Linked DNA regions of Homo sapiens: region 1 is linked to region 2. Evidence: chromatin loops called from intact Hi-C (ENCODE). Cell type or tissue: dorsolateral prefrontal cortex. All regions are shown on one strand.

The links. A loop is a pair of places that touch in the nucleus more often than their neighbours do. Peaks named below come from ENCODE experiments on the same cell type or tissue, not always from the same donor. Only the 100,000 strongest peaks of a DNase experiment are listed, where the experiment ranks them.
Region 1: a loop joins it to region 2, with 6 times the contacts of the local background. A loop is called at or near these places in 36 of 110 quality-filtered maps.

What each region holds. Positions count from the first base shown.
Region 1 is chr10:87,770,778-87,773,277 of GRCh38, forward strand. It overlaps ATAD1 (ATPase family AAA domain containing 1), which reads right to left. Exons shown (of 10, transcript NM_001321967.2): 7 at 175-264. All of the region lies in intron 1 of LOC124902476 (a long non-coding RNA gene), which reads left to right. Among named protein-coding and RNA genes, the nearest start is that of ATAD1, 46 kb to the right of the region's middle. In dorsolateral prefrontal cortex, CTCF peaks have their summits at 1,319 (motif pointing left) and 1,518; no DNase peak of the experiment used is centred here.
Region 2 is chr10:87,655,496-87,657,995 of GRCh38, forward strand. No RefSeq gene overlaps it. Among named protein-coding and RNA genes, the nearest start is that of PAPSS2, 3.1 kb to the right of the region's middle. In dorsolateral prefrontal cortex, CTCF peaks have their summits at 1,153 (motif pointing right) and 1,352; no DNase peak of the experiment used is centred here; H3K27ac peaks cover 556 bases.

The DNA.
Region 1 (2,500 bases), 120 kb after region 2:
GGATAGAAATAGAGAGTGGAAAGGACAAAGAAGCTACTGTCAGGGTTTCTGCCCCATTCCTTCCCTGTCATAAGCACCCCTATATGACAAAATATTCCCTTCTTAAAATTAAAGGTGAAGACCTATAAAAAGGTGAGTATTTAACTCTTCATAATATCAATCAAGACCACCTACAGGCTGGTTGATATGAAATCTTGTAGGCATTCTTCTCATTATAGCCGAGTCAAGGTCCTGAGGACGATTGGTAGCTCCCATTACTATGACCTAAGTGTATAAAGAAGACAGAAGGTATTAAATCTACCAATTATACTCCTCTGAGAATGTTATTACTAGGGCTTAGTTTTAAAAATTAAGTGGTATTTTAACTAAATCCTTTGTAAGAAATCTGATTTTAAATCACTATTATTCAACTATTTACAGGTATAAATTGAAGTTAATCCTAAATAAATCAAATATTAGCAAAACTGGAAAACTAATGCATTTCACTTCATGTCTTTCTAGAAATTAAAGTATGTAATGTTCAGTTGCAAATAGCCACTGAAAAATTATTAAAATTTGCTTTTAAAAAACTATTGTATTTTGCAAAATATGGTGCTTAATGAATACATGTTGAATGACTAAAACCCATTATGTTATAGCTTGGGTATACAGTTTGGGAGTATAAGGGGATAATTCAAGTCCTTAAATAATAATATTATGGAGAGAATCATTTCCCCTTAATAAGTCTGAAGATTCTGGTAACTGTAATAGATACTGTGTACTTTTTCTCTATATTTCACATCATCATCTCATGGTACTATCAGCACTGCAGGTGATAGCTTCTCAATGCGAAATAAAGTCTCAAGTAATCCAACTTTAAACAAAGATAACAGAGTATAAGCAAACATCAAAATGCTGGGAAGAACTCTTTTTAAAAATGCTGGCAGCCCTGCCAACCTCTGAGTCTATGTCACTTATTTATAAAGGATGTAGAGATTAAAAAAAAAAAAAGAACTTTAAAAATAAACATGAATAAAAACAAAGATATATAAAACAAGTTAATTTCTGAAGGACATCAATATTACCTTTACTGTTGATACTTCAGTATAACCCAGTAACAATACACATCTGCTATCCAAAGTGAAATTTATTGGTATTCCATGGAAACACATTTCTCTAACATTACCTTATTTCTCCCTAAGAGGTTTTACATTTCTGAAATAATCCAAATCTTATATCCTACTTCTACTCTACACTGAATGACATTCAGGAGCCTCAGAGCCCAATTACTTTCAATTAACTGTGAGAGTTTGCCACCTAGAGGAAGAAAATATAAACACAAATTTGAAAAATGTTAGTTCCACAACACAACATAATGCAAGTTTGTATTTGTGTTAAGTGGTCCTAAAATCAAAATATTAATGCTCATATTTATTTTTCTTTATTTTCTTTCTTTCTTTCTTTTTTTTTTTGAAGACAGAAAGTAGCTGGGACTACAGGCACATGCCACTGTGCCTAGCTGATTTTTCCGTCTTTAGTAGAGACAAGGTCTCACTATGTTGCCTATGCTGGTCTGAAACCTCTGGGCTCAAGCGATCCTCCCCACTCAGCCTCCCAAAGTGCTGGGATTACAGATGTGAAACACCACACCCAGCCTCTTTATTGACTTTTTACAACTCAATAAAATTAATAAAAAAGAAAAAATTTCTTCCAAATTTAAAACAAACAAATCTTAAAAGTGGGTGAATGAACTAAAAGCATAAGATAATGAATGAGTATAAGGAAAAAACATCACAAAAGACACTGTGGTTAAGTCAATATTTGGGGGGGAAAAAGGGAAATGGCCAGCATTTGAAGAAACATAGGACAAAGCAAAACAAAATTTAAAAGCCAGTATAGAGGATGGAATACTAAAAAATAGAACCAAGGAATCCAAATAAAACTAGTAAAACATGGCCTATTGAGTATGTATAACAGATACTCATGATGAAAAAGCAAAAGTGATTGAAATCACGTGTAGTTTCACATAAAGAAGCAAATTCTAAGGAGTAATTTTAAGCAGCAAAAGCAGAGAACCTTTTCATATATATTAATTCAATACAAATGAGCTAAAATATAAAACAGGAAGTGACAGTAATTTTTTACTACTTAAGAAACAAAATCAATGCTCCTTTTATGTGTTAGTTGTTCAAACTTTTAAAAAAATCTTTATTTTCTGTTCCTGCCTTCATTTGCCAAGAATCATGGCCTCCAGCTTCATCTGGAGGAGGGAGAGGATCAGGAAAAATAACTAATGGATACTAGGCTTAATACCTGGGTATGAAATAATCTGTACAACGAACTCCCCAAGACACAAATTTATCTATGTAACAAACCTGCACATATACCCCTGAATTTAAAATAAAAGTTTAAAAAAAACTCTTTAAAACAAAACATAATTTTTTTATCATTTCACATTTAAAATAATCAGACCTAAATTTACATCCCAAAACTTTAACTTCATCAATGAATACCCTAAAAA
Region 2 (2,500 bases):
AGCTGGGATTACAGGTGCGCACCACCACGCCTGGCTTTTTTTAAAATTTTTTTGTATTTTTTGTAGAGACGGGGTTTCACCGTGTTGGCCAGGCTGGTCTTGAACTCCTGACCTCAAATGATCCACCCGCCTCAGCCTCCCAAAGTGCTGAGATTACAGGCCTGAGCCACCATGCCTGGCTCCTACCATTTTTTAAAGTCTCAGTTCATATATGATCTTTCCCCAAGAAAATCTGACATCAGTCCCCACTCTCCTCCCAAGGTTGAACTAGATGTCCCTCCTTTGTGCACTCACAATCTCCTTTAATTTACTGACCAGTTTAATCCATATTCTGGGTTTCTTTGAGAGAAAACAATGACTGATGCCCACAGTGAACTCAATGTTCTTCAACAGGAGGATGCACTGAAATGCCCAGACACTTCTTCACCTAAGCTGCGTGTTTGCTGGGATCCATTGTTTGTTCTCAAACCTATTTCTGCCAGTCGTACTTGTTAGTTTAATTAAGTAATTTAACTAGATGTCACTTGAGTGAATAGCACATGAGTGAAAGAGTTGTGTTTTCTATGAAAACAGATGGATGCTTTGGAAAGATAAGATGCTAGAAATCGTACTTTTGAATGAGCCATAGGCAAAACTACAGACAGGATAGGGGAGGGGTATGTAGTAATCTTGAAAGAATCTCCTTTCAGATTTTTTTAAGTGCCCTTAATTTCTAACTTCACTTTATAAAATTCCAACCTGGAAATTGTTGAAGATGCCTAATGAAAGTAGTTTATGAAGTTCCTATCAGTAGACTCATGTCACAATTAGAAGCCTTTGGCCCCATATCAAAAGATTAGTGACGTGTATGTGTTAAGTCAAAATAAAATGTCTAAGGCATGCACGTATCATCTTTACCTGTTCAACCAATTATGTATTGAAGTGATGGGGAACCAGTGGGCGGCAGGAAGGGAGTCGGGTATCTTTCTCTTTCAATAGATTGTGAGTTTCTTGAAGACAGGGACCACATCTTGCTCATCTAAGTAGTACCTGTGCCTGAGAAAAGTGTTCAGATCCTCAAAGATTTTCACTAAGTGCTCTTCACCCAGTGGAATGCTGCACTTATTTTTGTTTAGGGGGTTTCAGGTCTTGTTCAGCATTTATGCATTACAACCACGAGGGGGCAATATAGTCACATTCCTTGTAATGACCACCCAGTGGTGTTGCCTCCACGTTAGAGCCCCTAATATGATGAGCCCCCCTAAAATGCATTGGAGAAACTGTGGCATAAACATCTCACCAACACTGGCATTCTTTGTATATCCTTCTCCTGTTTATTTGGAGGAGTTGACTGATTCTATCTTTTCTAAACAATATAAGGATCAACTAGCAATCACCATTTTATTAAGTTATGCAAGTGCAGACAGCTTCTGGAAGGAAGAAATGAAAATGAGATGGTGGAGAAGGGGTGGTACAGGGGAAACCTTCATGTAAATGTTATCAGTAGTATCAGGGATGATCAATTGGCACAATGTTATCTATGGTGTTTTTCAGGGAAGTCTTGGAGGGAACACTACTGAAGAAGTTACAGATTCTGTGTCTATATGAAGCAGAAGACCTCAATCCTTCCTCTGTCCCCTGAATGAGTCTTCTCCCAGTTCCTATATGTCCGAATCATAGGCTCCGAAAATTAAGTTTCTCGTTGCTCATATCTTTTCAGAAGGAATGTCCTCTCCTAAGAGCAAGAGGGTAGTGAGATGAAAAAGAAATCTATTGCCTTTAAAAGGAAAGACCCTGAGAAAATAAAAAAAGAGTGTTTTGCTTTTTAGTAAACTGCTGTGCTGAATCACGACTAAATTGGTGATCTGTGACATCAAAGGGTCATAAACAGCCTAGCTTGAGTCCAAAAGAACTGAGGCCTCCATTTTCACAGTAAAAGAATGCCTATTCCAAAATAATTTTTGAGAATGAATGAAATCTAAAACAAGATAAGCAGTCCTGTTTACAGTTATCATGGGGTATTGAAATAGTTGGCGTGGAAGTTGGGTGACTCAGTGGGCAGGACATTTGGGGTCAGAGCACTTGGGAAGTCAGGCTGACCTGCGTTAAAGCCTCAGCTCTGCTCCTAACTAGTGACTACGGTCAGATGCCCTCCCTTCCCTAAGCGCCAGTTTTACATTGCTCATATGTAAAATACAGGAATGGGGAAATTGGACAAATGATCTCACAACCTCTCCCAGATCTAAACAATCATATATTTCTTTTCCAGGAAGTAGCTTACGTATTTGTCCTTAACTTCCTGTTTCAAGAAGACAGCTTTTTGTTTTTAGATGCAATATAAAAACAAAATAACAATCACGCAAATTGCTATTTTTCTTTTTTTTTTTTTGAGATGGAGTTTCACTCTTGTTACTCAGGCTGGAGTGCAATGGCGCAATCTCGGCTCACTGCAATCTCTGCCTCCCGGGTTCAAGCGATTCTCCTGCCTCAGCCTCCCAAGTAGCCGGGATTACAGGCATAT